Linked DNA regions of Homo sapiens: region 1 is linked to region 2. A link is an interaction called in ENCODE POLR2A ChIA-PET data of the cell type or tissue named here. Cell type or tissue: OCI-LY7. All regions are shown on one strand. Links, peaks and the distances in the headings refer to the core of each region. The heading gives the core; the rest is flanking DNA.

Evidence for each region. Peaks named below come from ENCODE experiments on the same cell type or tissue, not always from the same donor. Only the 100,000 strongest peaks of a DNase experiment are listed, where the experiment ranks them.
Region 1: POLR2A ChIA-PET joins it to region 2 with 5 read pairs; 2 of 35 experiments call an interaction of 5 or more read pairs at or near these places.

The regions. Positions count from the first base shown.
Region 1 is chr3:132,525,093-132,529,494 of GRCh38, reverse strand. It overlaps DNAJC13 (DnaJ heat shock protein family (Hsp40) member C13), which reads right to left. Exons shown (of 56, transcript NM_015268.4): 52 at 3,706-3,885; 53 at 3,214-3,354; 54 at 1,163-1,306. Among named protein-coding and RNA genes, the nearest start is that of ACKR4, 70 kb to the left of the region's middle. In OCI-LY7, for the core only: no CTCF peak of the experiment used is centred there; no DNase peak of the experiment used is centred there.
Region 2 is chr3:132,623,800-132,628,201 of GRCh38, reverse strand. ACAD11 (acyl-CoA dehydrogenase family member 11) reads left to right here. Exons shown (of 20, transcript NM_032169.5): 9 at 1,385-1,511. NPHP3-ACAD11 (NPHP3-ACAD11 readthrough (NMD candidate)) reads left to right here. Exons shown (of 45, transcript NR_037804.1): 34 at 1,385-1,511. Among named protein-coding and RNA genes, the nearest start is that of ACKR4, 29 kb to the right of the region's middle. RefSeq lists enhancers at 526-1,025, 1,026-1,527 and a silencer at 2,443-2,492. In OCI-LY7, for the core only: no CTCF peak of the experiment used is centred there; DNase peaks (open chromatin) are centred at 2,381 and 3,161; H3K4me3 peaks cover 591 bases; H3K27ac peaks cover 2,821 bases.

The DNA of each region.
Region 1 (4,402 bases), core at 248-4,247, 99 kb after region 2:
TAAATCATTTAAATGATCATATTGATAGAATGACAATGGTATGAAAAATGTTTCTTTACTTGAAACATACAAATCCAGTAAATTCATTACCGGGAAGCTGTAGCTGAAGTCAATTAAAACCTATGGAACATTAGTAGGGGAAATAACCCAAATGTCCATCAATAGATGAATGGATAAACAAATTGGAGCATTTACGTACAATGACATATTTAGACATAAAAATGAAGCATTGGTAACATGGATGATGCTTAAAAACATGCTAAATGACAAGATAGACACAAAGGGTCACATATGTATGATTATATTTATATGAAATACGCAGAAGAGGTAAATCCAGAGACAGAAAACAGATTGGTGGGTGCCAAAGGTTGGGGGAAGGAAGAAAGGGAGAGTAGCTGCTGAATGGGTACAGAGGTGATGAAAATGTTTTGGAACTAGATACGGTGGTGTTTGTACAACACTGTTAATGTCCTAAATGCCACTTAACTATTCACCATAAAATGGTTAATTTTATGCTATGTAAATTTCACGTCAATTAAAAAAAAATGAGCATTAGTAGATGGGGCTATATAGTACACTGAATGAGGAACTCCTTAGAGGAAATAATAAAAATAAAACCAATGAGGAAAATTAAATTACTGAACAGGCCTGAAGTCAGCAAATACGTGCAGCTGAAATACATTAACACACATAGGAAAAACAAAGTCACGACCAAAGAAAAAAAAAAACCAACACTTTTTAAGCACCAGCAAGAAAGGAAATGAAAACAAAAATGATGTTCTACATCTTTTAAAATAGCATTATGGGATGGTTAATGAATTTGGTTATCACTACCCATGAATAACTCCTAGAGCTGAAAGTTAATCTTAAGCAGCACTAAATGCTGCATATTCCATGCTAAAGATTTCCAGCATTTTTCTTCCTGAAATGTACAACATGCCATCACTATCCAGAAGAATTCTCCTGAATATTGAGTATATGGTTTATGCTTTTTCATCAGTTATGAGGCAGGTATGCAAGTCCATCCTTGGGCTCTGGATCTTCTCCAGTTACAACCAACAGAACCATATCTGTAAGTGGAACTTGAACACAGGTACGTGGACCATCCATGGCCAAGACCCTGGCTTTTAGAATATCAAAAGTTGACTCTATGCAGACTCACCTGTTCTCCATACTGCAAACTTCGAGTCATTGCCTTGAGAGCTTTAACAATCTGAGCCTTAGTGGCTGCTGGGCTGTCCAGGTTTTCAAGGCCAATGCCTTCGAGTAATTTTAAGAGGTATGGAACCAAATCTGCTTTCAGGGCCTAGAAGAAATATTAAGCATATATAAACACACAGAAAAAATGCAAATCATCCACTGAAGAAATAATTTTACCCCCAGGACCTACCTGGAAGGCAGCCTGTTGCACCGTATTTTAATGCCATACACAGGCTTAAGTATCTAATGACATTTTTATTTAATGAGATTTTATTCTGTCCATTAACCATTCTAAATGCTATACATCAATTATTTTATTCAATTAATGCACAGAGGGTAAAACAGTATGTTCATAATCACAGAGCTGGGCAGTATTAAAATATGTATCTGGAGCCAGAAAACATAGAACCTGAGCTTTTAGCCCCTATACTGGGCTGCCTGCCCTAGTAACACTGTATTAATAGGCAACAATCTCTGAAATACATTAGTATTTTTTCATATTTTCTTCAAACATCAATCTTTGTGGTCATCGTACATTTCATATCAGCCTAATAAAAGCTGAATAATAATCTAATGTCACAATTTTCACTATCCATTTTGAAACTCAGAGGGAATAGGAAGAAATAAAAGACATTTAGTGAATGCACCTCTTTTTTCAGGTACTGTTCTCATAACAACCTTGTGAGATAGTCACAACCTTATTTTACAGATGAGAAATCTGAGCATTTTAAGGTTAAATATCATGTCTGAGGTCAGAGAGCCAACAAGTGGTAGTACCAGCTCATGTTCTTTCCTACACATCAAACTCCTCAAGCCAATCATAAGTCTGAACCTTAGAGCATCCAGTATCTCCTTGAGATGTACCCAACAGCTCTACTTGCCTCAATGAGGGTCCAGTGGGTAAGGCTGAGGGGCTGGGAGAAGGGGAAGCCCAGATAATAAAGATGCAGGGCCTTGTATTCTGGCTAAGGATACCAGATGTCACTTAGTCATCTGGCAGGTAATGAGAAACCACTGAATGGTTTTTAAGATGAAGAATGGCTCAGTTATATTTCAGAATTCTATTTAAATACTTTATTATTTTTTATTGTATGTATTTATGGGAAATAAAGTGATGTTATGACACATGCATACAATGCAGAATAAATCAAGCTAATTAGCATATCTACCATTACAAATACTTATTTTTTTGTGGAAACATTTAAAATTTACTCTTACCAATTTTGAAATATACAATGTATTATTAGCTATAGTCAACATAATGCACAATAGATCTTAAAAGCCTTATTCTTCCTAACAGAAACTGTACTTTTTGACCAGCATTTTCCCATTCTCCCCAACCCCAGCCTCTAGTAATCACTATTCTACTCTCTGCTTCATAAGTTTGATTGTTTTAGACTCCACTTACAAGTCAGATCATGTGGTATTTGTTCTTTGAGTTACATTTTAGAAAGATCGCTTTTGTAAGTTTTTAAATTTATTGCATCTTTTTTGTTCCATCAACATCTGTCTACATGGATATCCACCAAGTCCAGTTTTCATTAGGTGGATAGTCTCTTTGAAAAAGGCAGTATCTTGGCATGTTTCTTAAACATGACTTAAGAAACAAAGGAATAAATAAACGAATGAATTTTTCCAAAGAGGATGAAGCACATTTTACAAATCAAGCTAAACAAGCTACTAAGCTAATTGCACAATGGATAGCCAAAATGTAAATTTTATACACCATAAAAGTACTCTCAAGTTGGTAAGACTGTTGGCAGCTGGCCCCATTTTTGTGTGTGTGTATATATACACAAACATCCATGTATATATACATACACATATACACACGTATTATACACACTACTGTATGTGTTTGTATATATAAAATATAAAATTGTTTATACACAAACTCACAAGTTAACTCTCACCAACCTTAAGTCAAGGAAACCAAATCAGTACCAAATAGGTAAAAATCTACTTGGTATGTTTGCTTTCCTAAAATAGTGCTAAATCTAGAAAGTCACTTACTTGTGCTACTAATTCACTCTGCTCCTTCTGAAACATTCGATTAATTGCTTCACAGGCTAGACCAACAGTATCTGCTCGCTTTTTCATTCCATTCATCAGTGGGCCAATGGTCTCTAAAGATGCCATGGCTCGAACACACAGCTAAGTGCCCAAAAGAGAAGGTTACTTGTAGACTGGCAATATTTATATAACATAGTAAATACCATAACAAAATAAGTAAATAAGTAAAAAAAGAATCCCTTACTTTCAGTTTAACAATGAATTGAACCAAATTTAATCTATTAATTATATCACCTAAACTGGTATTTATCAAAACTGATTTGATAAATACCAGTTTTGATAAACCCAGAACTAATAAAATACCATGTGGTTCGTATGCAAAAAGACACATGGCAGAAAGGGGATTTATATAATACTACAACTTATATCCGTCAAGAAGGGAGCATAGATAAATTCTGGAGCTTATAAACTACTAAGTGTATTCATCAATACCTCATTTTCAGACAAGGCATGGATAACCCGAATGGCACTCTTAGGAATGGCATTGTTCCTATGATTCATTGCCTGGATAACTTTGGGAAGATGGCCCAATGGCGGGACCTGATCTGCCAGCTGAGGTTGTGCGCTGAAGAGACACACTGTTGCCATTGTCAAGGTTTCCAGAGTTTCTCCCTGCAGGTGTAAAACAAAAATAAATCAACTATAAAATACTCATACAGCCCTAAATATCCAAGGTAATGTATTTGGTGTTCAAAACTAGGGATTCAAAAGTTCTAAGTGCTGATACTTGAAAACAGATTCACTAATCCTAAGAGAACAACGAACTTCCCATTTTCTTTCATAAAAGGCATGAATCTAAAGGACTTTAAGAATATGCTATTTTAATCTAAGCAGGATTTTACTCGGTTAGGTATACCCAATTTCTATTGCAGGTTTTTTTTGAGACGGAGTTTCGCTCTTGTTGCCCAGGCTGGAGTGCAATGGCGCGATCTCGGCTCACCACAACCTCTGCCTCCCAGGTTCAAGCAATTCTCCTGCCTCAGCCTCCCAAGTAGCTGGGATTACAGGCATGCACCACCACGCCTGGCTAATTTTGTATTTTTTTTAGTAGAGACGGGGTTTCTCCATGTTGAGGCTGGTCTCGAACTCCTGACCTCAGGTGATCCGCCCGCCTTGGCCTCCCAAAGTG
Region 2 (4,402 bases), core at 88-4,087:
AAATCTCTTCTATGCCTAAAAACAAATTGACCTAAAATATAAAGAAAATCTCCGTATTTAGGTTTAAAAGTATTTTTGTGCCACTTGATTGTGTAAATGTTTAAGGATATAGATAAAACTCTCAAGTGTTTCTTTCTAATATTTAAGTCACTTACATATATCTAATTTTAAAAATGCATTATATAAGATGATTTATTAATTTAGAAATATTGTTCTTTTCCACTGTTACATTTCATGAAGTTATATTCAGACATTTCATAAGCATCTTTGAAACCCATGTCTTCATCAGCAGAGCACTTTTTCAGGCATCGAACACACTTTGCCAGTTTCATTCCCATTGCTTACCAGATGCATGTGTGATGCTGTCCCAGAAATTCTGCTTAACCCACAAGTACCCATGGCATAATGTTAGGACAATTGCTTTTTTCCAATTTATCTTATAGATGGGTATTTGTTCTCTCTACACCATAACAATTGATTCTGTTGTGCTTCATAATGACCTTTACAGGTCTTCTTTATTTTATTTTAATTTATTTTAAGTTCCGGGATAAATGTGCAGAGCCTGCAGGTTTGTTACATAGGTATGTATGTGCCATGGTGGTTTGTTCAACTCCCGCTTACGAGTGAGAGCATGCAGTGTTTGGTTTTCTGTTCTACAGATCTAATATTCAGCAGCTATATTTGTGAGGCATATATTAATAGTAAGAATAATGATTATTTGTGTTCAATTCAACTTCTTTGCTTTTTCTTCTGGAGATTCTGACGGGTGACTTCAATAAAGATTCAAAACTAATGAAGCGGGATTTTTTGCTCCTTAGTTCAGCTAAAATCCAGGTTCTCGTCTCACAGGAAAAATTAGGCACACAGACACATTAAAGGATGAGGAGGGCCGATTTATTAAGCGAAAAGAAAGCTCTCAGCAAAGAAAGGGGGGGTCCTGCCAACAGGCGCCCACCTCACACATTGAATACCAGGCTACCACACTTGAGCTAAAGAGGCCAGGCTCCTCCCCTTGCATAAGGCGCGAATTCCCGGTGGCTCCACCCCATTCCCCCAGTGTGCAGGCAGGCCCCCAGTCCATTGTGGGCATGTCCAGACAAGACCCTGTGCCTCCTGCATCTATCACTAACATTGCTTGAGGTGATGCCAGGCCTATATGTTTTCCCCAAATAGTGCTTTAAGCATTAAAGTTAAATGTTTAAAATGGAAGTGATTCTGCATTCAGTCCATAATATGGAAGACTTTTTTAAAATATAAAATACAGCTACTCCTTCTGGGGGATGTTTTTTGGGTAGCTGAGGAAACTTCACATTATATTAGAAATATGTAATAATGATCTTTGGACATCTTTGTAACCTTTTTTTCCTTTTTTCTTTTGGCAAAGAACTTTCAGTACTGTACTACCACAGATTGATACTACTGGACAGTTGTTTGTACAGACTCGGAAAGGTCAGGAAGTTCTTATTAAGGTGAAGCATTTCATGAAACAACACATTCTTCCAGCTGAAAAGGTGAGTATTATATAAGCAGAATGTATTTCTGCTAAAGGACTATCAATGAATACTTTTGTTATTTCTGCTTATAGGAGAAGCATGGTGTCATTTTCTTTAGTCAATCCTTACCTAGATTCTTCTTCTCACCTTAGAACTAAGCCACGATAGAACAAAGGGAATGCACAGATAAGTCTGTGGCATTAAAATTAAGCCAAAGAGAATTAGTAGTTTTAACATTGGGAGCCTAACTATGTTAGAGTAAAACACTACTTTGGGGGCCTTGTCCTAAGGCAGTAAGTTTCAGCTTTTTTTTTTTTGTAAATATGGACCCCTTTGAGAATTTAATGAGAAGTGTAGACTATACAAGATGGACACACCTAGAGAATTTTACATATCATTTCAAGCTGTTCACAGATACTACCACCCCTCTTCCTATAAGCTACTATTTTAAGGCATTAAGTTTCAATAAGTTCACTGAGAGTAGAGAGGCAATATGGAACATTCATTCATTCAGTTACCAAATAATTATTGGGTACTTGATGATGCTTAGGCACCTGGAAAGCTACAGAATGTAAATAGATAATAAGACATACAGGGCTTATGCTCATGTGAAGCTTAGACTTTAGCAGGAAAGGAAGACACTAAATAAGAGATGATAAATGTTGTGAAGAAAAGATAAAAGCTTTTACAAAAATATGTAAGGGAGTTGGGGCAGGCTGTTTATATGTGGGTAGAACACTGGTGTAGAAATGCTAATGGCTTTATTCTAGTCTATCCCTGTCACAAGTTTGGTGGCCTTGTGTTAGATGGTCTTGCGTGGCCTCAGTTTTTTCCTCTACAATGTGAGTAGGTATGACTAAATATATAACACATTCTCATTTTAATCATCTATGATTCTGAGAGGTCTACAGCTAGCCTGGTAAAATCAAATAGGGAACTGAAAGAGACCAAAATCCTTTTAACAGAAATGTTCAGAGCTGATATGTGTTTGTAGGACAGTTTGTGCTGTTGCTTGAATTATATAAATAATTATTATATTTTTAGTAAATATCTGGCTTGAGATTAACTTTGCTCACAGAATAGGGTATAATTTCTTTAAAAAATACTACTTAAAGTGAGGAAATTCTTTCTAAAATAGTCACCTCTCACATGTGTTTAGTGACTGAAGTATCTTGAATATTTTCTGATCTAGTTAGTGTTTGTTCAATTCTGATTTTTAAAACTGTGAACTCTTGAGTATTAAAAAGGGAATGCAACACTTTTAGGTTAAGATAGCAGTGTGAATTCAACATTGTCCTCCCCTCCCTCAAATAAAATCCAATTTAATAAATAATAAGTTTTTTTATAAAATGGAATAAATTGGTATAAGCTTGAAAACAGAAGAGGGACATATCAGAGGAATTAAGGTTTTGAAAAGAGAATGGAAATTAGATTTGGAAAGCAGAATGGATTAGCCCCTAGAATAATCTAACAATAGAAGCCATATCTCAGAAGAAGTTTGAAAGAAGTCTGTAGCACAAGTGGTAACCATTTTCCCACAGTGGAGTCCACTGTGATTGGCTTATATAGAAAGCAAAAATGAGAAGAGGAAAAGAAATCAAGATGTTTGATTTAAGAATTACCTGCAGGTGGACGACTGCTTCGGTTGGTCTCTTATAACCTGTTATAGCAATGGTGTTTGCCCCCAGGCAGAAGGCTGCAACAGCACTCCAAAAAATGCAAATGGACCAGTGTGCTGGCTCAAGCCTGTAATCCCGGCACTGTGGGAGGGCGAGGTTGGTGGATGGCTTGAGCCCAGGAGTTTGAGACCAGCCTGGGCAACATGGCATAAACCCAATCTCTACTAAAAATACAAAAATTAGCCCGGCGTGCTGCACACCTATAGTCCCAGCTACTCGGGAGGCTGAGGTGGGAGGATTGCTTGAACCTGGGAGGCAGAGGTTGCAGGGAGCCGAGATTGCGCCACTGCACTCCAGCCTGGGCAACAGTGAGACCCTGTCTCAACAACGACAAAAAAGCAAATGATCTGTTTCAAAGAAGCCAGGGCTTCAACATGAGATTTAGTGCCCTAGAGGAGGGTCCTCCATGTTTTGGCTTTTTTTTTTTAATGGAGTCTTGCTCTGTTGCCCAGGCTGGAGTGCAGTGGCACCATCTCGGCCCACTGCAACCTCCGCCTCCTGGGTTCAAGCGATTCTTCTGCCTCAGCCTCCCAAGTAGCTGGGACTACAGGTGCCTGCCACCAAGCCTGGCTAATTTTTGTATTTTTAGTAGGGATGGAGTTTCACCATATTGGCCAGGCTGGTCTCGAACTCCTGACCTCGTGATCCGCGCACCTCAGCCTCCCAAAGTGCTGGGATTACAGGTGTGAGCCACCACGCCCGGCCTTTTTTTTTTTTTTCCTTCAAGAGACAGGGTCTTGCTGTGTCTCCAAGCTAGAGTGTGTGATGTGATGCTATCTCACTGCAGCCTCAAACTCCAGGGCTCAAGCAAACCACCCAACTCAGCCTCCTGAGTAGCTGGGATTACAGGAATATGCCACCATACCGGGCTAAATTTTACATTTTTTTGTAGAGACCTGGTCTCACTCTGTTGCCCAGAACTACTGGCTTCAAGCAATCCTCCCACCTCAGCCTCCCAGAGCGCTGGGATTACAGGTGTGAGCACCTGCACCTGAACAACTTTTCTTTTTTCGGGGGTGGGGGAGGGTGGTGGGGGGTGGTGGGGATTGGGCAGAAATCCCAGGTTGTCTGTCCTCCCTGATTACTGCCTGATTCCTACCTACTTTCTCTAAAATGAAGCCTATCTGATAGCATGCTAGTACTTGCAATCAGCCCATCATTCAGAGGAGAGGCCAGAATTGGCAGAGGAAACCAGGCAGGCTTGTTCTTTCATTGGTAAATGTGAATAAG